3 separate regions of the Mus musculus genome follow, and all the other regions are linked to region 3. A link is a loop called in an ENCODE intact Hi-C map of the cell type or tissue named here. Cell type or tissue: left cerebral cortex. All regions are shown on one strand. Links, peaks and the distances in the headings refer to the core of each region. The heading gives the core; the rest is flanking DNA.

Region 1 (7,819 bases), core at 1,614-6,613, 140 kb before region 3:
TAAATTTTAGGGTTATGGTGAACATTTAAGATTATTTTCTAGTATATGTTAAAACTATATACAAATATTCAAACATGACTTCTTTAACTGTATACTGTTACCATTATAATATTTTAAAAACTAGTTATGATTTTAGTCACACACATCTTGCTTTTGTAAAAATTCTGATGTTTATGGATGATATTCAGCGATCAAGGACGTGCTCTTTGAACCAGCGATGCTTCGTTTTGACTGTAGATGGCAACCTGGCTCTAGCTTTCCTTTCCTTTTTCCTTGACTCTGTTTCTCTCTGTAACAGTAAAGCTTAATAATTCAGGCAGAGCAGTGACATATTTCTTCAGGGAAACAAATCCCATTTTCTTTTGTAGCCGAGATGCAAAGTAAGATTGGTGAGTGATTGATGAAGGGGGGGTTGCGAAGTGTTTTCAGTGCTGCTGTGAGATCAGCCTCCACCACACAGCTGGCTGTCCCTGTCCTTGTGGCGCCTGGAGAGACGTTTTAGAGGTGTTAACTAGCTATCCTCATCACTGTGAGGGGAAACATAATGATGATTGTTTTGGAGCAGCATTTTGGATGCCTGGTTCTATTCATTGTTATTATTAATAGTGGATAACTGAAAAAACATAGTAATTTAGTTAGAAATACCAGAAAAGACTGCAAAGAAAGGAGCCTATACTGTTATGGTGTACATTAGCATGATAACAAAAAGTACTTTTAAAAGCAAAGTATTAGTGCGAAACGAAACGAAAGGCAAAGGTTATCTTCTTCTGGAGGATTGTGGTTCTCCAGGGCACATGTGCATGTTTGTATGTGTGTGTGCACACATGGCTACTCTTCTAGCTATATTATTATGCTTTGTTCCATGATAGTTTCATTCCTGGAATTGGCTAATTGTGTATTTAGACTCCCGACAAGGGTAGCCACAGCATTGGTAGCATGACTGCCCTTGAACAGCTTGCTCTTGAGCTTCCTAATACCTACAGTCTGCGCACCGTTTGTCTGTGTCACCACAAGCAGGAAGAGCTGCAGCAATCCATTCTCAAAAACCCCATCACGTGAGCCAGGGCCCGAGTGTCAATCATGATCCAGCTTACGCACTTGCACGTCCTCTGTCACAAGAAACGCTGGAAAAACCCTGAAGCACATTTGGAAGACACACTTTCCAGACTGAAAGGGCATCGTGTAACCAGAAGGTGCACACGGGAGGGCTCTGAGGTGATCTGGGCCTGTCTCATAACTGAAGTAATACGATTTGCTGGTAGCTCTTGCTACCCTACTCATTGGACAAATGGGAGATACATGTTTTCTGTTCCTCCAATGATCGATGGGCCAAAGTCTATTTCATTAAATACCAGCTTCTTAAAAGACTGGGCATTTGCTTATCCCACTGCTCAGAGGGTCAACACATTGCACAATAGTTTTCTACTATAGTCAGAGGCTGCTAGCTTCTTGCATATTTCATTGTATAATTCAACATCTCTTAACGACATGAGTTTTGGAGTATGTACATTGTTATTGACTTTAGTGGTGAGATACCAGTGAATATATGTAAGCAATGTAACACGTCATTCTGTTTTCATTCTGAGGGTAGAATCCGAGACTTTGCATGTGGCCAGCCTGTGCTCTAACACTGAGCCACACCTCAGCCTTCAGTGTTTTTTTCAGAAAAGTGTTCACTTCATAGCTTGCTGTCTTACTAATGTGAGTTATAGCTGATGTTGGGCTGAAACTTCTAGGAAATTCTGTTAGTGGTTAATGTTTGTGGTCCAGAGTTGGGATACTATACTAATTATTTCTCCCTTCCTCCCTCCCTCCTTCCCTCCCTCCTTCACTCCCTCCCTCCCTCTCTTCCTCTCTTCCTTTCATTCTCCCTTCCTCCTTCCTTTAGTCTCTCTTTCTTTCCTTCCTCCCTCCCTTCCTGTTTATATTTACCTACATGTGTACATGTATATATAATGCATGTGTGCCTGGTACCAGTGCAGGCCAGAAAAGGGCACTGGATCTTCTGGAACTAGAGTTAGGGGCAGTCATGAGTCACTTTTTTGTGCTAGGTACTGAACGCAGTCCCATTAGGAGCAACTAGTGCTCTTAACTGCTAAGCCACTTGGGCTTATTTTGCATACACAATTTTAAAGCACAGGGATGTGGGGCATGTTAGAGGAACAGAACTGACAGAGAGAGGGAGGGAGGGAAAAAGAAAGAGAGAGAGAGTATGTGTGTGTGCATGTATGATTTATTAGAATGCATTTTAGTCTGTAATCCTGTTTGTCTAACAGTGGCTGTCCAAGAATGGAGGTGTCCAGTCCGTGAGTCCGGATGTCTCAGAGGGCCTCAGTGTACTCTAGATACCATCAAGGGAATGAACTAAGAGAATGAAGCCAAGCAGGCCAAAAGCAAGAACTTCCTTCTATGTTCTTTATACAGGCTGCCACAGGAAGGTGTGGCCCAGGTTTAAAGTGGATTTTCTTACCACAGAATATTCAGATTTAGGGGGTGGGTCTTTTCAACTCAAACAATTCAATCAAGAAAAATGTGTCACAGGTGTACCCAGCCACTTGGGTTCCAGTTAATTCCAGCTGTAGTCCAGTTGACAACCAAGAGCAGCCATCACAGGCCGCGGGCAACACTGAGTCTACAGTCAGCAAGCAGGAAGCTGCTGTGTAGCTCACTTCCTCCTCCTTACTCAGTCTGGAGCACACCACAGAATGATGCTGCCTACTGAGTCCTCTCAGCACATGTGAAGCCTCTCTGGAAACTCCATCAAAGGACCCCAGGCATGTGTTTTCTGTGTGATTACAAAGCCAGGCAAGTTCATGGTGAGGATTAAGCATCACAACTTCCCTCACCATAAAGGAGAAGAATGGGAGGTGTTGGACTGCATAGGGATTCTCTTTCTTTCTTTTTATTTATTCTTTTCTCACAGGATACATCCTGACTACAATCTCCCTTCCCTCCACTCCTCCCAGCCCCTACCTGTCCTCTCCCCCAGGTCCACTGCTCCTGTTTCCTACAGAAAAAAACTGGGCTTTTCAGTGATATTAACTGGAAAATCACATAACAAAAATGTAACAAATCTAGGCACAAACCCTCATATCCAAGCTGGATGAGACAATTCAGTAGACAAAAAAGAATTTCAAGAGCAGGCAAAGGGTCAGATGTTAGAACTCCCACCCGAAGCTAAACAACCACAGCATGTATGCAGAGGACCTAGCACAGACCCATGCAGGATCTGTGATTGCTGCTTCGGTCTCTGTGAACCCCTGTGAACTCTGCTTAGTTGATTCTGTGGGCGATGTTCTCCTGGTGTCCTTGACCCCTCTGGCTCCAACAATCCTTTCTCCCTCTCTCCCATGGGGTCCCCTGAGCTCTGCATGATGTTCGAGTGTGGTTCTCTGCATCTGCTTCCAGCAGCTGCCAGAGGAAGTCTCTCTGATGGTAACTGGGCTAGGCACCAATCTACACAAGGATTTTCAAACCTTTGCAAAGTAGATTTCAAGAATTCATTTTAAGTAGGTATTTTGGGACTCAGATGATATTATGCATATATGTATTTTATAAATCTCAATGTGATTGTATTGTTCAACTCAGTCATTGTGTTGAACAGGTGGCAGATGAGATACCCACAAGTGCAAGGGTGTTTTCAGTAGAAAATGAAGCAGAAATACCATTCCAGAAAAGCCCAGAACTCATTCTATCCTACTATGTATAGATCAAGAACATCTTGACCCAAAGGCGGCAAGAAGGAGAATCTCTCCTATAGGCAGCCATGGGACAATCCTATTGAAAGCATCACATGCTATGGTGCTTAACCTAGGCAGCAGGTCAGTGCTGGATACTGTTCTGATGTTTTACAAGCTAAGTTTTCAAGTTCTTAGTGTAACAGTTCCCTAGCCCAGCCTGGGAACAGGGAAGGAAGGAGAAAGCAGTTTATCCAGAGTCCAAGGCAGTGCAGTAGCCAAAAGTTCTTGAAATGCCTGGGCTGGGGGCTGGTGAGATGGCTCAGCAGGTAAGAGCACCCGACTGCTCTTCCAAAGGTCCTGAGTTCAAATCCCAGCAACCACATGGTGGCTCACAACCATCCATAATGAGATCTGATTCCCTCTTCTGGTGTGTCTGAAGACAGCTACAGTGTACTTACATATAATAAATAAATAAATCTTAAAAAAAAAGAAAGAAATGCCTGGGCTGAGCGCAGCAGGCTTGGAGGTGGACATTCCTATGTGAATACCTGCAGCCGGTCTCTGGGAGGAATGAGAGATGCGGTGGCCAGTCTTCCTTCAGGGCTGTGTGTTGATGTCTCACATTCTGCAGAGGCCTCATCTTCCTGGCTCTTCACTCCAGTGTCTCCTTTTCCAGTTGTGAGTGGGGAGGAGTCATTGCAGCCCTTTTTCTTCCTTAATCCGATGTCACAGTGGCTCTCCTCTGATCTTACACAGACCAGCCAGGGACAGAGTCCATCTTCAGCCTTCAGGGAATGCTGGAATAGATGCTACCTCTGAGGCTGACCTCTAGTTCATGCATCTATGTATCACATGACCAGACTTAGTTACTTTTTTTTTTTTTTTTTTTTTTTTTAATGCATAGAGTATCATTGTGTAGCCCATGCTAACCTGGACTTTTTGTATAACCTGGGCTGGCCTCTAACTTGTGGTAATCCTCTTGTCCCAGCCTTGTAAGTGCTGTTATGACAGGCATGAGCTGCCACCCCAGCTGTCCTTACTCATTCATTATGCAGTTTTGTGAACACCCTAGATCTCCCACACATTGGGTGCAAGCTCTCCTCATGTCTTTAGGTGTAGGAGTCCTATCCATTTCTAGATGCTGCTGCTTCACTTGTAAGCATCCCTGATGCCCGCTGGGTACCACATGCTGAGCTACTCCCCCCCCCCCCCCCCCCCCGGCAGCTGCATTTTCTTTCCTTGGTACCAATTGCTCTGAATTTATTGCTTTACTTCAATGGTGACAATTTTGACTTTATGCACAAGTTTTCCTTGGTGAAGAAGAACCAATTTCTCTTTTTCATTTCAATGGTCAAATTCCTTCTGCAACCTATAAATGCCAGCACATGTTTTGCCATGCAAATATTGATTTTTTTTCCTTGTTGGTATGAAGTCTTTTCTTGGGCCTTGGTGTCTATCCTGTATGTATAAAAAGGAACAGCATCCTGAGAGCAGCAAAGGTCTCCCTGCCCGGCGCACATTCACAACGGTGTTGGGGAGACTCCACAGTGCTGGTTGCTACTATAAGACAGGGCAGAGATGTTTCTCCCCACATACAACATGCTGGCTTTTCTGGGACTGTGGCCTACTTTACATCTCACTCTATTTTTGTTCTTCTCCGCTGCCCTAGTTGTTTTCGGCCTAAGATAGAACCTTTATTGGAGATCAGCATGCTGTGTGCTACCACAGAGGGGAGAAAGATAAAGATAAAATATCTATAAAGACCTTCTGAGCATCCTAAATTTAGAGGCTTTTCCACTTCTTTCTATTCTATACATTTGGATGGTAATTCAAAATTGGTCCGATTTCACTCCCTTTAAAGACTGCCACATCCCACTGTGGGATGGGTGCCCTCACTGTACAAGTTCACAGCTCACTAAAGGCTGCCACGTTCCACTGTGGGACAGGGGCCCTCACACTAGAAGACCACAGCTCGCTGTAGCTGGGTCCTCACAGGCACCACTTTGCTTCACAGCAAGAAAGCACACAGAGAAGTCATTTTCCAAAGGGGATTGGTGCCACAGGACAGAAAGAAGATGCTTCCACATTTATCCCAAGGACAGGTCCTGAGGCTGCAGCCCCTCAGGGTGGTGACTGACATCCCTCTAGCCTACTGCACAGAGTGGATGGGCAGGTCCTAAGAGGAATCTCTTAACCAGGTCATTTCCTAATGTGGAGCTTGGGGTGCAGACATTCAAAGACTTTTGATAGATGTTTGTAACAATAACAGTTTGATGCTCAAAAGTATAAATTTGGGAAATGGGTTATACAAGTTTAAACCACATTTTCTAGTAAAATATTGTGAAGTCTTTGCAGGCATGCATGCATGTGTATGTGTGTATGTATACTATGCATGTGTGTGGTATGTGTGCACTGTATGTGTATGTTCGTGTGCGAGTGTGTGTGTGTGTGTACATCCTGCTGCACATGCATGCAGAGACGAAAGGAGGACATTGGGTGTCTTGCTCTTTCACACTTTGCCTTATTCCCTGAGACAGAGTCTCTCAGTAAACTTGTAACCAGGCTGTTGGCCAACAGTACTCAGCAATCCTTAGTTGGCGCCTCCGAGTGCTGGGGTTGCAGGTGCCCACGGCCACATCTGGCTTTTTATGTGGCTTTTGAGGATAAGAACGAAGATCCTCATGCTTGCACAGCAAAGCAGCAAAGCTCTCCTCCCTACTAAGCTCCTCCTGCTCGTTCTCTCTCTCAGAGCTTTAGTCGCATAAATACTCCATGCTTGCTTCCCCCCTCTTCTTTTTGTCCCTCTTTCCTCCTTCCCTGTCTCCCCCTTTCCCCTTCTCTCTTTCTTGCCTTTCTTCTCTTTCCCTTTCTCCCTCCTCCCACCCCTCTCTCCCTTTTCCTTCTTATTTTGGAGATAGGCTTTTACTATGCAGTGCAGGCGGACCTCAAACTCACCATCCTCCTGCCTCAGCCTCCTCCTTCTTGTTCTCTGTCCCGCGTCCCTCCCCTCCCCCCTCCCACCCTTTATGGGTCCTGTTTCCACCCGGAGAAGAATCAGGGCACATACACAGGTTTTGCGGCAGAGGAGAATCCATGGGGAGCTGCCTGTGCAATTCTGATCAGCGCTATGAGCATCCTGACTAACATTTCTGGGTGCTTATGTGCTGAGGCTCCCATGTCAGGTGTGCAGTCTCATTGGAGCTTACAGCTGCTGGATGAGGCACATGTAGTTATTGCTGCCGTTATCCCATTTTATTGATAAAGAAGCTGAAGTGCTGAAGTGTTAGAAAGCTCGCTTGTGACTCCTCAGTGCTGCTCACTGGCAAGGCTGTCGTTAGGACACAGGACTGTGCTCCAGTGTCCCACAGATCATTATGTAGTTCATTAACTCACGATGGCATGCACACACAGGAACCAGAATAGTGTTTATTAATGACAGAAAAAATAAAGTAAAAAACATAGTATGTATTTGACAGCCCTTGTATTCTGCACACGTTGAAGAATTATAACATGAGGCCAGGCTGCGGTTGATTCTGTCCCCTGCCTCATCAAATCTGTGTTCCCTTAATGATAATAAAGAAATTCAGTGGGATTTCACAGCAGGAAAAAAGTATGTTATCCATACTGAAAAAGATAATACATATGAGGTCAAGATGAAAACTTGCTGTGTGCCTGCCTTGTGTGTGCACGAGTGTGTGTGCGCGTGCATGCATGTGCGCACACGGGTGCACGGGCGTGCATTCCATAATGCATATCTGAAGGTTCTCCCCTGGGGGCCAGGATCAAACCGTCTCACTGCCCCATTAACCTGTCTTATGGAAATCAGGGCTCTAAACACCCTTCTTCTTCTGCGCCTCTTTTAATCAACTATGTTTATTAAATTTTTGTTAACTTGCGTGATTTGACGTCCCCGTGAGATGCTGCGGTTCAGTGTTAGTCTTACTGGTTATTTCTGGCACTTGGTAGAGGTCATAACCTCAGAAGTTCACATCTTTCAATCATGAAGTAGTTTTCTGTATTATTTATATATTTTGTTTCTTATGATACCAATAATTTTCTCTACTGTGTGTATATTTTTTTTCAGGTTTTGATGGGAAGCAAACCTTTTGGGTGGTTTAGTTTTTATTATTTTATTATTT
Region 2 (7,819 bases), core at 1,519-6,518, 72 kb before region 3:
CATCTCAGTGTCTGGTTTCTTATTGGACATGTGGAGATAGCTGAGAAAAATGCAGCCTGGGGAGTGAGAGACAAACTCAAAATGGGCAAGAAAAGCACCAGGAGACTGAAGGACCTGGAGGAGAAGCAGCCGGTGACAGAGGCTCCTCGGTGCTTCCCTCTGCCCTGTTCCACGCAGTGCTGGGATCCTCAGTTGCGTTTGTTCCACAGTGGGCACCGTGTGCTAGGGTCGGTGTCAGAGCCTCTTCTGTATGTTAGATGGCTTTAATCTGAACATTGCACGAAGCCAGTGAGGGTGTGGAATGATAATCACCAGTGGCAACCTCTCCATAACAGTAAGAGCAGCTCTGAAGACCACACCCATTTGTGGTACGCATTAAATATCAGCTACTTTTCATCAGGTACCTGCTAAGGGCTGAGAACTGCACGGCTCGTCTCTGGATAACTGTAGTGATCACTAGGCAGACAGACAGACCTACCATCCTCATTTTCCATTCACACACACATATATGTACATATATAAATGTTGATAAATATGCACATATACACACACATCTAGACACATACATGTATGTGTGTGAATGTGTTGTCAAAGATGTTTGTATAATGAATGGCCTTGGACGTACATAAAATAATCTTGTCATCTCAAATATTATGTATCTAATCTCTTGGTTTTATTTTTATTTTTTTACAATTTAGGTATTGTTTATTAAACCTTCAACCTAATGACTGTGGGAGCTAGTTATTCGAGCACTCCTCCCTCCTCCCTCCTCTCTCCTCCCTCCTCCCTCCTCTCTCCTAGCCATAACAAGTCAACACAAATATACAAGCATACCTTTTGCCCTTATTTCTAGTATAATTTTATAACGTTTGCTGGCTTAATTCTGGATCTGCAGGCTCTCCTCACTGTGTATTACTCCTGGATGGCTCTTTGTGTAGACTTCAGTTACACTGTCACCTTCCTGCCTCCCTTGCTTGGCCATGACCCATTGCTTTTCATCTGCCTAGCTTTCTGTGCACCTGTGGCTGAAGCTGTGGGCCTGGCTCTTCCTGATTCCTTCTGCACAGTTTGCGACTATGCAATCTTTCTTTGTCCCCTTTCCCAAGCCCTGCGATCACTAAGGCTACTTAGTTTGCCTCTGCATATGCTTCTCAGATTGGCTTGGTATTTTCCTTATCATTTTTTTGGGATACTTATGTTTCTCCAGTGTATGGATCCTGGTATTTGGATTCCATGTCTTCTTTTTTTTTTCTTGGCTAAACCTTTATTATAGGAAAGTTCCCCACATAAAAATGAAGGTGTAACCAATTTTCCTTTAGGCAGAGAAACCCTCCATGGGAGGCATATTGTGTGGGAGAGACTTTTTGAACCTACAGACTCTTGCATATAAGGCAAGTGCTCTACCGCTGAGTTACAGTCCAAGTGAGAGGCTTTTCATATCTGAAAATAACCTTGATTTCTCTACTCAAACTTGATTGTCAGCATGTCTATGTGTAAAATTCTAGGGTCACATGACTTCTCTCAGGACTTTGAAAACCCTGCTCAGTTTGCTTCCCACTCAGGAGTGCAGTTGAGCAGTTTGATAACTTTGCCTTTCCTGACCATTTGCGATTAATGCTTCCCTATTGCTAGGCTCATTTCCTTGTTCCTGGTGTTCCCAGAGCTACTCGGGAGGCTCCTTGGGGGAAGGCCTTCTTGCTTGCTGACCACTCATTGTGCTTCTCTTCTGGAAATATTTGATTCTAGTTCTGGAAGAAATGTTAAATTATTTCTTTAATAATCTTCTTTCTTGAATTTCAGTATTTGTAGGATATAACTTGACTTTTTAAAAAGATAAGAAACAATCCAGAGAGATGCAGAGCAGAAAAGATGATTAGGACTTCAGAATAGTAGGCTCTATCATATATGTATCTTATATATGTTACATCACATATACAAAATGCAAGTCACACCTACAGATGTATATCTGTTGTCCCTGCCAGGGACTGAGCTCAGCACCTGCGCTTACTGGGCAGGGACTCTTCCAGTAAGTGTTATATACTTTGAGCCCCACCTATTGGTATTCTCACCAGGGCTGCCATGTCATTAACTTCCACACACTTTCATACTTCTGAATGTTCTTTCCCCTGCTTTGCTATGTGTGGATATATGTGCTGCATGTACTTGATTGTATGCATGCACTCATGGGTATGTGTGAAAGCTGGAAGTTTTTTTTTTTTTTTTTTTTTTTTTTAGTAAAGGTGTCTCACTAACCCTTGAGCACATTAGTTTATATAACTGAGCCTCAGGGACTCTCCAGTCTCTGACTACCCCTGCCCTCAATTCTAGGTTGATGACGTATATGTGCCTGGCTATTAAGTGGGTGCGAGGACTCTGAGTCAGGTCCTCAGGCTTGTGAAATAGCCACTCTAACAACTGTGCCATCTCCCCAGCCCCACGTGTTCTTTTTATAGTGTACTATTCTTGTTTCATGGATGTGACATCTTCCCTTCTCCAAATACTGGTGCTCTGCTGTTTCAAACTTCATTTTTCTAGTGTGGTTCTTAGGAGGTTTTCTTCTTTGTTTTTCTGTTTTGACTTCTGCCTTAGTGCTAGATAGATTGTGTGTGTGTGTGTGTGTGTGTATTAGTAAGGACATTGCATAGGCAGAGTTTGCCAGCAGGAGAGATCCAGGGCAGTGTGCTTGACTCGCAGTATTTATAGAAAGACCCTGTCTAAGTTTTGGTAGCTTTGGTGTTGCTCTTCTGATTTTTATGAGAACATGCTCATATTTACTTTGTTAGTGTGAGCCTAGTGCCGAGCACTTAGGTCCTGAGTGTGAAAAGGGGACTTTGGATTCTTACCGAGAGATTCACTCTAGCTGGCTTTGGTACAGGGGGCATGTACCTATTCTTTACCGTTCCTTTATGCATGTTTGAGTTTTCTTACATCTAATCTTTTTTTTTTTTTGGGCATACAGTCATTGAGTTTATTACATCCCAATTTTTGTTACTATTATTTCTTTTTTATGGTTGGGTTTATTTAAAAATTCCCTTTACTGATACTTTGGAGGGACATTTGGAAGATGTCAGAGGGCAAAACAAAACATAATGCTCAATTTAGAGTGTTCAGCCTGAAATTACTTTCATCCTAAACTGTCTTTATTTAATCTATGCTAGGGATGGAGAGCTGATGGCCTATGACAGGATTCTCCAGGAGTTAGGAAGGAGAGCTGATGGCCTATGATAGGATTCTCCAGGAGTTAAGAAGGAGAGCTGATGGCCTATGACCGGATTCCCCAGGAGTTAGGAAGGAGAGCTGATGGCCTATGACTGGATTCCCCAGGAATTAGGAAGGAGAGCTGATGGCCTATGACTGGATTCCCCAGGAATTAGGATGGAGAGCTGATGGCCTATGACCCGATTCCCCAGGAGTTAGGAAGGAGAGCTGATGGCCTATGACCGGATTCCCCAGGAATTAGGATGGAGAGCTGATGGCCTATGACAGGATTTCCCAGGAGTTAGGAAGGAGAGCTGATGGCCTATGACTGGATTCCCCAGGAGTTAGGAAGGAGAGCTGATGGCCTATGACCGGATTCCCCAGGAATTAGGATGGAGAGCTGATGGCCTATGACAGGATTCCCCAGGAGTTAGGAAGGAGAGCTGATGGCCTATGACCGGATTCCCCAGGAGTTAGGAAGGAGAGCTGATGGCCTATGACCGGATTCCCCAGGAGTTAGGAAGGAGAGCTGATGGCCTATGACAGGATTCTCCAGGAGTTAGGATAGAGAGCTGATGTTCTATGACTGGATTCCCCAGGAAGTGGTTAGTGACCAACCTGGAGTATACTGTGCCTGCACCTGTTGGCATGCCACATAGTTTTCAGCCAGTTCTCCCTGTTCTCCCACACTTGTTCCAAGTTAAGCCTTTATATTTCCTGCCCAGCCCCTTCGGAATTAGTTTCAGCTGTGACTACTGTTTACATCTGCAAAATGCAATGCCATTTCAAAGGCTCTATAGCCAGCCCAGAAGTACATCGAGAAAACAGGGGTTTTGAAATCTGAACCCTCAGATTTCCTGGCTTGGTTTATCACTGACTACCTGTTTCTTGGAGATAACTAGCAATTACCTGCAGCTTCTTCCAGCAAGACGCAGGGCCTACAAAGTATCCAGTTTTCATATACAGCAACATAACCCCGACTCCTCTTCAATCAAGTGCATTTACTAAACAGAAGTGTAAAACATCTAGAACCAAAGGGAACCTGGATGCAATTTTTTATTTTGTCACAGAAGAAACAAAATCCTCATTAGAGAGAGTCATTCTTCCACAGAAACCCCACCTGCTGCTGACGCTGCTGGCACAGGAGGAGTCCAGAGGCTTCTGGTTTGTAGTTCTTTAGAACCCCTCAGGAAGGGCAGTGGAGAGATTGGGAGCTTCTGGTTTTCCCATAATTGGTCCCATCTCCTACCTGAGCACAGGGCCACTCAGTCTTGGCGAATGAAAGGAATTAGAACTACAAGTTGAGTGGTACTCCCTGTATCCCAGCCACAGGTCTGTGGTGGATCAAGTTCCTGCTGGTGCTGTGAGCATCCCAGACACAGGGAGCATCAAGCTGAGGGTGAGCAAGACCCCTAACCTTCTGTGGGCTCACCGGAAATGGGGCTCTTAGTGAATCCGTGTTTGTAGATTTATGTTTAATTGAGAGAAATGGTGTTAAACATTAAAACGCAGCCTGCGGGGATTTCCGTGAAAATGAAAGAAAACCAACATTTCCTTTTAAAATGAGAAAACTTACAGTGCTCTCCCTCCAGTGATGACTTCATAATCCCACACTACTCAGATACTTCTGGTAAACTACATCTTCATATGGGTGTTACAGGAGCTCAGAGCTCTCCAGGGCCCGGGTGACAGCCTCTGGACCCGGGCTCATGCCTCTGCAGATAATCACCATTTCCGTGGTCTTTGTGCCCTCAGAAAATGTCACTCCCCCTCCTCCATGAAAGTAAGCCAGAAAGCGGAGAACAAGAAAGCAGTACTTAGCTATCATGAAAAATTGAAACTGATTATTTCCAAATACCTCATTTCAACTTGGTAGGAGATGATTTTAGTTTCCATGGGAACAGAAATAAAAACAAGAACGATAATTTCTGTACTTCCACGGACTGCTAGTGCCTCTGCCACAAAGAACAGAAATACCTTCTATTCCATAGCGAGCACCAGACCTGCACACAGGGCCACGCTGCCTCTGCAGGGGGCAGGCAGTCCCCTGGGAGCCCAGCGGGTCCTCCATGTTTACTGATCCAACTCTTCAGTTTCTCCCAGTTTCTCTCCAGTAGTATTTTCAAGGTGGGAGTAATGCTGTTCAGGAAAGGGGGTAGAGAGAACACCTGGACTAGAAAAGTCTATGTATTTTACATAGCTGACATCTTAGCACTTGAAGATAGATCTCACAGGTGTTGATGTCAATACAATAAATGAGGGCACCTTTTTCTCAGTGGGCTGGGAATCAGCCAAAAACCTGAATGCTATGAGGATGTAGCCCCAGTGACAACCAACCTAGACTTTCCCCAACTTTTCCTACACATCAAGTGCCTGCTCAGAGTGTGAGAAACTAAATAGTAAGATGTGATGTGGGCAGATCTGGGCAGCAGTTACTCAAAATGTCATTGCCAGTGTCAGGTTAAAGAGGAAATCTGCTCTAGTTCCTCTACTAACAAGGATCAAGGGCAATTACTAAGATATATTACATTGTACATTATGCAATGTGTAATATACCACTAATAAAGTATGTGCTTTTTAAAAGGCAAAAGTTGATTTTCATCTGCAGAGCTCTGTGTTTAAGAGTCTGAGGTGTCTGTGATTGTACACCTGTATGTACACTTCTCTAACTCACGAACTTCATGTGCTCTGAATGAATGCCAACGAGCCTGGGAGGCTGGGACCACAGAAGTTTAAGTGACTTCTGCACTCATGGTTATGTGGTTATGTGACGCATATTTCAAATAGAGTAGAAGGAATAAATCTTTAAACTCCAGTGAAACACAATTGCGCCTTATGTATAGTATCGTGCAATTACTCATAGGCATGAGCTCGTCGTGAAATTTCGAGATATGTATATCCCTGAGAGAAACGGTTTCCATATGAAAACCTGTTTTCTGAAAAATTGAGTCACAAACAGACTAAAATTTGATCTAAGTGTCGGGTAGAGGACACGATTATGGGAAAAACTCTTTCCGAGTCACTGTGCTCGCAAGTCTGTGTTCCTGACCCAAAATTATCCCATCCACAGTCATCTCTCTTATTTTTCTCCAGATCCCAACCAATGGGCTGACAGTTTAGGCTAAAAATGTAGCTTTCTTTTAAAGAGGCGTCATCACAACTAGAACGCCTGCTTTAATGTGACACATTGGAGACCAGGCTTGCTGCTCATGTGGTCTAGAACTCTGTGGTGGTGTCTCCAATGGTCCAGCAGGGATGGCGTCAGCAGTGGAGGTGTTACCAGGTACTGAGTGCTAATGCTTCTGACTTGGAACCTGATGCTCAAGTTGTGCGAGTAACCGCTTCAGAGCAGAATTCTATTTTGCTCTCTAAACTCTTCATCTCAGGAAGCGGTAGGGAAAATTTACTGAATTCTGCCTTCTTCCATATCTGCAAATTAGGATAATAACAGTATTATTCTTGAATCGTTGTTGAAGGTTAATGTGAATGCCATTATGCATATGAGATGCATAGAACATGACACCAGGCGCCAGGAGAGAGCTTGATAAATGTGCGTCTCTCTCCTCTTCATCAGCGCGCTCCCAAGGCGATTGTTACCCCTTTACCTCATTAAAGACTATGAACATCATCACTAGTCTGCCACAGTGGGTTTAGAAATGGATAAGAGAAGGCCTCTGTTGAATGATTTCCAGGGGTCTCCACAGAGGAGACTGTCATTTCTCTCATCGTTCCACAATCATGCCAGTATCTGGGAGGTGGGAAGAGGCTCTTTTTCTGGTTAGCAATTTGTGTTCGCTAATTTTGTATGACCTACAATTAGATGATTAGAGAGTCCTAAAGGAATCAATAAATACGTGGAGAGGGTGCCTAGCAGTGAGTGATTCCACCTGGAGGAGCCAGGTAGCTTCCTGGAGCGGTTGTGCTAATTGTGGGAAAGATGCACTATCCATGTACAGACATAAGGAACAGTTTGGATACTGGTTGTACAGGGGAGTGGACTAAGGATTTTTTCTGTGTGTGTTTCTTTCTCAGAGGATTCTCCTCACATTAAATTTCAATCTGGGAAAGGCTCCATTTATCCTTCTCAATTAAGGATCTCTCTCTTTCTCTCTCTCTCTCTCTCTCTCTCTCTCTCTCTCTCTCTCTCTCTCTCCTCTGTATATGTGTATGTAGGGAATGGAGTAGTACTCGGGTAGTGGATGAGTGTACTAGGGTTGCTAACACAAAGAACCACAATGGGAGTGGCTTAAGCAGCAAGAATCTTTTCTCTTTTTGTTCTGGGGGCTGCAAATCTCCAATCAAGATGATGATCTGGATGTCCTGAGACATCTCTTAGGCTTGCAGATGACTGTCCCCTTACGTCCTCACTCAGACTTCCCTCTGTCTCTGCAGTTATCCTCTTTCTTTCTTTCTTTCTTTCTTTCTTTCTTTCTTTCTTTCTTTCTTTCTTTTTGGTTTTTTGAGACAGGGTTTCTCTGTGTAGTCCTGGCTGTCCTGGAACTCGCTCTGTAGACCAGGCTGGCCTCGAACTCAGAAATCCGCCTACCTCTGCCTCCCAAGTGCTGGGATTAAAGGCGTGCGCCACCACACCCGGCAGTTATCCTCTTTCTTTAAGGATACC
Region 3 (7,819 bases), core at 1,771-6,770:
GTTAGGGCCTTTATGTGGGCACACCAGCATTCATCTCTCTCCTTCCTGACTAGGGATGCTTGGGACTAGCTGCCTTGGGTCCACGGGAATAGGGAATCTTTTATTTCCTGTTTATCATTTCCAGCACTTCATCCCAATCATTATACAGATGGAGTCAGTACTAAGTATCTCTTGAGACACTGCGCGTATTTTGTAATGAGGCGCCTTAGAGAGACTCACCGTTCCCTATGGCAGAGCTGGTGTTATGACTTCAGGGCTATATTTCAGCATTAATGCTTGTTCAACAACATTGTCTCTTTCTAGTTATGGTTACAAGGGGTTAACTGACACGGAGTTTCTTCTCTCCACACTGCAATAAGACACTTGGAAGAAGCAAGTGAAGCAGGGGGGTGGGGGAGCAGTGGGGTGGTAGTGTTTACTGAGGCACACTGAGGGAACACAATAATACAATCCACCATGGCTGGAGAAGGCTTGGCTCCTGACTGTAGTGGAAGGGGCTTGCTCCCTTTGGACAATCAGGAAGCACAGTGGAGGTAGGAAGTCAGGATAGGGCAAAAATCTCCAGGCCCAGCCTCCAGGGACCCACTTACTCCAGCTGATCCCCATCTCTTAAAGGCTTAGCAGTCTCCCAAATCAGCATCAGAGGCTGGGAACCAAATGTTTTCAAACCCCGGTGCCTGTGGGGAACTTTACACATTTAAACTACAACAGATACCTATCCAGACTGAAAGAGGCTGAGAGAACACAACGCTCTGCATCTGAGTCCCTCACAGTTAATGACGGAACTAGCAAGTTAATGGCTAGCAAGACTACTAATTGCCTGACCTTTGAACCCACTCCTGTTAAACTAGCTCATCAAGTAATTATGTTGCATTTAGAGGCTTTCTTTGACCCCTAATTTTTAATCTCCTTTCCAAGGGAAGAGTAATGCATTTAATGTTATTGAGATTGAGGCACACACAGAGAACCTCTCAGTTCTCTGTAGCTCTGGTATTTCCACATCATATACTGGTTCCTCACCTTCCAGAATACTGAGCTCCACCTGTTAGGCGATCTCTGGATCTGGAAATCATCCTCATACTCCCAGATAGAGGCAGTGCAGTCCTCATAAAACTGATGCAGGTAGGACCGAACTCCATAGCGCTGCTGGTACCCACCCTCGGTGTCAGCCTGGGCTCGCCTGGACCCACAGGTGTTGCTGCAAGAAGTCATCTTCCCAGCTGGAAAGAGAGCATCCACAAGCCATCAGCCCCATGGGCCAGTTCTTTGACCTCAGGGTCAAAAGGCATATTAAATGCAAGAGTAATGCTAGGCCAACCTGTTCAAACAATTCTCTTTTTGTAAGCAGAAAAAGCGCCTTCAAAGACCCACCTACCTTACCATCTGTCCTTCTCTTCTGTTGAATGCGAAATCACCCTCAGTTTTCAGTGGCTAGAATTGGTTCTCCACAAAGCTTCAGTCATTTAAATTATATAAAATACAAGCACACGGCACATAAGAAGTGGCAATAAAGGAGCTCTGACAACAGACGTTTAATGTAAGAAACGTGTGGGCTCTCACTGGCCATGGATGGAATTGGTCTCTGCTTGTCCTGGATTTTTAACCACGTTCCTTTCCAGAATGTGTACAGTATTCCTCTTAGAGCTTTCTGGCTTTGTGTCCAGAGCTCATGTAACATCTTCTGATATTTTAGCTAATTGCTAAGTCGTATGGAAACTTGGTCAGAAAGCCGTGGAGCAGCTTCCATGCTTTATTAACCACAAGTGACTGGGCCATTAATTTACACCTCACTAGACTTAGCACCATGCATTTCTGTGGTTATTTGTGGATATGTCTGTCCATGTGGGTGTGAAATTTTAATGCAGACAATAGACCCTTTTACTATTTCCTTCCAGGTGTCTAGTATAAATAAGACTAAGAAAAGTAAGTAAAACTAAGCCGCCTAGGGAACTATCTTTGCAAGATGGAAATTTAAGATTGATTGGTTCCAACTGTTGCTCTTGGAGGGAGCAGTCTAAAAGGATTTGGTTAATAATTTATGTTATTTTTTTAAAATAAAACTTTATCTAATGTATTTGGGTTTTTCCCCCCTGGTACATCTTAAATGGTTGCATGCCTGGTACCTGCTAAGGCCTGAAGTTAGTGCTGGGTCCCCTGGAGCTGGAGCTGGGTCCCCTGGAGGTGGTTGTGAGGCACCATGTGAGTGCTGGAAACTGAACTGCAGTCCTCTTAACCACTAAGCTCAATGTTTTTGTTTATTCTTTTTAGTAAGGAATTCCTGAAAAGGGCCATAGTTCTGGTGAGTGAGGGACTTCTCAGTTCTATGTTCTTTGACTTTTCTGATCTCTGTATAAGCAGATATGTATTTAGCTAGAAGCGGGAAATATTTGGTACTTTTCAGTTTCTTGTAGATTATTTTCCTTGTTTGGACATAGACTGTACATGACAAAGTGAGGCCCAAAGCTATTTTCTCACTAGAAAGATATTTTTCCAGGAAAGTCTTGGACTGTGCTATAATCGAGGTCAAGAAAGAGTCATTAAATGTTCTACTTGCTTATCAAGGAATCAGCTAGTAATGTCCACACGACAAAACTGTTCCTTAGTTCTGTCAGATTTCTTTGTGGTCACTTAGTTTGTTTGGATAATGTGATCGTTCTCTTGACTGCCAACTTCAAAGAATTTAGACTCACCAAGGGAACAAACTGCCAGGGATACCTATGAAGGGTCTTCTAGATTCGGTTCACTAAGGTGGGAAGAATGTCTGCCAAGGCAGGTAGCACTAATTCGTGGCCTGAAGACCTGAACTGAGTAATGGCCTGAGTGCCAGCATTTATCTCTCCTTCCTGAATGTGGATGTAATGTGAGCTCCTCCCTCAACTTCCTGCTGCCATGATGGGTGATGCCCTAGAACCATGAGTCAAAATAATTCCTTACTTGCATAGGTTGCCTTTGTCAGTGTCTTGTCCCAGCAGCTCATAAAGTAACCAATATTGACAGATGGCAGTGATGAGAGGTGAGAAGAGTCCTATGGGAACAAAGCAAACTCACAAGGGCATTCCTTTGTGAGCACTCCTGCCACCGACAGATTTGGTTAGAAAATAGAATCAAATTTGAGAAAGTGTGTCCTTGGTGTCAGAAGAAGGGCACAGCAGGTGGCATCCTGTCAACTGGCCTTATCTTTCTATATGCTGGCCAGCATTACATTTGACACCTGTGTCCTTTCTTGGTTCAGGGACAACTAACTACCTCTAAAACAAGTTATTCTGGAGAGCATGTCAGGAGAGCTAAAGAGAGGTAAGTATTTCAAAAGAGAACTTTTAGACATTCAGAGGGGTTTGACTTCACAACTACTTGAGGTTTTAGAAAGCAATTTGTCTGCTTGCAGCAAAGCCTGGTGGATCAAAAGATTGGTATCTAACTCTTATATCTTAAGTGCTAGGATGACCTCTTCAGTACCTTCTGTGTAATGCTTATACAATGAATATGATTAATAAGAGCCTATTGCCAGTGACACATAAGTAGGATAATTTTAGAGTTGCCTTCTTTGAAGACATTCTAATAATTTTTTTTTTTTTTAGTCAGATGGAAATTGGGTTGGTATTACTAACTCTGCTTTGTCATTGAGGAAACTGAGGTATAGAAAAAATCATCTTGCTAAAGGTCACACTGTGAGTCAGGGAGGAGACAAAAGATGACAGTTACTACGATGTTCAGGAGCTGGGTCTGAATCATAGGCTTGTGCAGTCAGAATCCACTCACCTAGATGGTTTATATAATCTACACTTCTCCTGCAGAGCACCAGCGTCTTCAACATGGAGGAAGATAGAGGATATAGGAGGAATGAAAATGCCCTTGACAGCAACCAGAGGAGCTACTTCACTCCTAGGACTCAGCTCTGATGCTGAGCAGGTTCCTGAAACTCACTGTATCCATTCTCTACCCAGCTCACTTCCAGCATACTTTGTGAGACTCTTTCATTACACTTTGCTAGTAACAAAACAGAACAAAAGGCCAATATGAGAAAGAAAAACAGAAGAACAAAGTGGCCCGAAGCAAACACTTGGATGCTGAGCGTGCATTCCACTTCAAAATGGATCATTAGTGGTGCTGGTTGTACCCCCAAAGAGGAATCTTGCCGATCCTTACTTCACCATCCAAGAGCACAAGGCATGCACAGGAAGAGCATGGCCCGTGTCATGTCAGCCTCACAGAGCAGAGAATGGACTCAGGCATTCTGGTCACATCACTCATAGGCTTAGTAACCTCTCAGGGATGTGGTTTCATCATCCTTACAATAAGAAGACTGGACTGGGCTAAGGCTTTACTTTCTCCAGATGTGTTTTTCTAGGCATTTTTGGCCACACATCTTCAGAATGAGCCATTTACTCTATGTTGGGTATACCACTGAGTTTATTGGGTCTCTAGCTCTTTGTGGACTGATAGTCACAGACATGTCCTTAATTCCAGTGTGTATGAAGTTTAGCTTAAGGTTAATGTAAGCATTAAACAGGTTGAGGGCTTACAGGTTGCTCGTTAAATACACCACTTTAGTATCATACATGTTACCTTCAGTAGTAGCACCTGGATGGGAGGAGGTGTCTGAGAAGATTCACATACCTTCCTACAGACACAAGAAGTTAGAACTGATGTCTGGAAGAGGATGACCACTTCGTAAATGTGTTTTAAAATCTACCATCGCAGATTGAGGGCTTGGGGCCTAAGAACCTCAACAGAGTTAGATAACTCAAAGAGAAGTTGATAAGGCAGAAACTAGCTGTCTCCCATACAAATAATGTTATAATTATTTGGAACCTGTTGAATGACACCTGTGTTGTTAGGCCAAGAATACATGAAGTCATGTCATAAAGTGATTTTAAAGCTGGTCAATTACTAAAGGATACACAACAAACTAGGACAGAGACAGGAACACAAAGCTGGGCAAAGGCCTTTGAACTTGAATCAGTCCTCCCTTATTGAAGAAGGCTTTGTTACCTTGTATTAAATATCTGTATCAACAGTCACAAAACAGTATTGCCAATGTTGTTTACAGTTATTATTAAGGGACAGACTTTAGGGGGCTCTGTTATTTAGAGAAAGCTTTAATATGCAGGAGGTATAGGCATAGAAGCAGAAAAGGGAGCGTTCTAGAATTATATTTAAATGATATACTATTGGTATATAACTTGTAAATACTCAAGTGGAGCCTCTTGTAGTCTCTTTTGGGGGCTGGGGGAGGGGCAGCAAGATCTCTAGTCCATGTTGGCATTGAATTAACGTCTGTGTGCCTGAGACTAGCTCTGAACTTCTGATACTCTTGCCTCCACATCAGGAGTGCTGGTATGCACCATCATGCTGCTTTGTGCAGGGCTGGATATTGTACCAGGGTCTTGTGCATGGGAGACAAACATTCTACCAACTACCTATACCTCCTGTCTGGAATTATGACAGAATCCAGACAAGATGCCATCTGTGTGAATGTATTTGCTCACCTATGAAGAGGGATTTGTTTGTATTCTCCCTGAAGGACCTTCTAGATACTGACAAATGAGGACTATCTACAGCTTTCTTCTCCCTATTACTTCTCTCCAACAAAATAGCCTTCATGAGCAACATTTACAGTAGGTGAGAGCTGGGAATGACCCCCTGGCTAGACAGACAGATCCCCATGGGCAGTGTTGTGAGTCCATGGATCAATGTAGTGAAGTATCAGTTGTTGAGAATTTTAATTTTGGGCATAATCTATGCAGTTATTTTCATTTTATTTTGCAAGTGCTCACAGTCATGGAAATAGAAATAAGTCTTTATGCCTCCTGCAACTCTGAGGACCTCACAGGCCTCACACTGTTTATCTTCATGGCCTTCCTGAGAGAAGGGAAGCAGCACATTGAGGCACCAAGTGGATGAGTGTTTTCCCATGGCTCTATGTGTGAGTCACTTGTGGGCCAGGCTCTGTTCTCTTTATTCACTTTGAAATAATGCTCAATTTTTCATACGGTTTTCTCTCCCTCTAAATAATTCTGAGCTAATGAGAGTGACATTCCCATTAGAGTCACTTTCCACAGGGCTGGTGCTGCAAGGCACACGGTATAGACACAGTCCATTGAGACCATTTATCCAGAACCAAACCCAAAAGGTCACATCTCTTAAAAGACTGGATGAGATTCATAGTGCACACAGGAAGGCACAAAAGCCTGCTAAGAGCCTTGCCACTCTGAAATTGAGCGTTTTTGAATTACAGCATGATCATAAAACTTGAAATGTGTTTCTACCAAAGGAGAGAGATATATATTTTAACCAACAGAGATATTTTGTCTTTTTGGAATAATCAGAGAGATAGTGGTTTTGTATAATGAGTTATTTTTATACTCTCCATGCCAGTGCATCGACAGTCACTTTTATAATTTAGAAAATAGGAGTAATAGTATATAATTAGTTTACTCATTATCAGTTGCCTGAATCTTTCAAGTGATGGTTATCTATCTCTACTTATCCACACATCTCTTACATATACATCTATCTGGCATTTTCTATCTAAAGTTCATCTATCCATTGATTATCCTCTACCAATTTTTTCTACCCATCCATATAAGCTATCATCTTCTATCCATCTATATATCATTTGTCTAGTTATCTATATCATCTGTCTATCATCTATCTTTCTTTCTATTATCTGTCATCAATATATCATCTTTCTCTTTATTTTCTACCTGTCTCCTATCTATCTATCCATCCATACATATATCTATTAATAAGGCATGCAAAATTCAAAACCAAAATAAGCATTCTTCTCCTTTTAAACTCTTCCTTTTCTGTATTCACAGATGACAAAAGCTGTCTCTTACCTTCAATGTTCTCCTTGTCCTCTGCCTGTTTATTCTTTGGTCTTTCTTTTAGAAGCTCATTCTTCAACTCTAGTTAAGAAAAGACAACAATAACTCTGCAGATGTGACCCAGAGCAAAATAAAAAAACTTACAAATTACTCACAAAACCAGTGACCAAGATCTTCTTGGGAAAGAGTAGTGATGGCTTTTCTTAGAACAAAAACAAATAACAAAACCTAAGAAAGAAAGAAAACAAAAACAAACCCAAAAGTCTAACTTATGTTTTAAACTTTCTAATGGCTTCTCATGATAATTTTTGGCATGACTGAAGTGACATAAACCCAAGGGCTTTGTGAGCCCTGGCACACCATATAGCTGCTGCTTTTATCTTGGTGTCACGGTTTTCCATGAAGTTGACCACACTAACTTGCCTGCTCTGCTCATATCACACACATTCCACATGAAAGATGATATCTTGTTTCCTAGACATCTCATAACCGCTCTGCAAAACAAATGAGCTTTACAATCCTTGTGTCTTCCGATAAACTTACATGCATCACACCCTCAGCAAATCTCTGGACAATTTCCTCATTGTGTTTAGTTTAACTTCCACATCCGTTGTCTTCCTATCAAGATCAGTTTATTCTCCAGCTGCTCAAGAGAAGCATGTGCCTGTGCAAAATTCAATTAAGAGACCGCTGCTAGCTACTGAGCTATTGGTTTTCTGCATTACTTTAGTCTTGTGAAATGAAACAAACAAACAAACAAACAAACAAACAAATGAACAAACAAACAGAGAGCCAGATTATCTAAAAGACCATGAAAAATTCTGTTGAAAAGATACCCATTGCATTTGTAGGAGAAACTGAAGGTTAGTGGGGAGAAGGGTAAGCCTAGAAAAGACATAACAAACTGTCTTCAGTATTTCTATAGTCAGTCTATACTGGAGAAAAAAATAGCTATACCATCTTCAAGATCCATTTCCTTGCTCCTGAAG

Evidence for each region. Hi-C counts contacts between places; a loop is a spot of excess contacts. Peaks named below come from ENCODE experiments on the same cell type or tissue, not always from the same donor. Only the 100,000 strongest peaks of a DNase experiment are listed, where the experiment ranks them.
Region 1: a loop joins it to region 3, with 4 times the contacts of the local background. A loop is called at or near these places in 3 of 42 quality-filtered maps.
Region 2: a loop joins it to region 3, with 2.5 times the contacts of the local background. A loop is called at or near these places in 2 of 42 quality-filtered maps.

The regions. Positions count from the first base shown.
Region 1 is chr13:25,122,678-25,130,496 of GRCm38, forward strand. All of the region lies in intron 7 of Dcdc2a (doublecortin domain containing 2a), which reads left to right. Among named protein-coding and RNA genes, the nearest start is that of Dcdc2a, 71 kb to the left of the region's middle. In left cerebral cortex, for the core only: no CTCF peak of the experiment used is centred there; DNase peaks (open chromatin) are centred at 4,343, 4,765, 5,320 and 6,287; H3K27ac peaks cover 1,206 bases.
Region 2 is chr13:25,189,650-25,197,468 of GRCm38, forward strand. The region is part of intron 8 of Dcdc2a (doublecortin domain containing 2a); the gene reads left to right. Among named protein-coding and RNA genes, the nearest start is that of Nrsn1, 76 kb to the right of the region's middle. In left cerebral cortex, for the core only: no CTCF peak of the experiment used is centred there; DNase peaks (open chromatin) are centred at 2,402, 4,492, 4,873, 4,997 and 2 more places; H3K27ac peaks cover 867 bases.
Region 3 is chr13:25,261,180-25,268,998 of GRCm38, forward strand. It overlaps Nrsn1 (neurensin 1), which reads right to left. Exons shown (of 4, transcript NM_009513.2): 2 at 6,843-6,911; 3 at 1,021-1,220. The coding sequence starts at 1,212. Among named protein-coding and RNA genes, the nearest start is that of Nrsn1, 4.9 kb to the right of the region's middle. In left cerebral cortex, for the core only: no CTCF peak of the experiment used is centred there; DNase peaks (open chromatin) are centred at 3,781 and 5,897; H3K4me3 peaks cover 969 bases.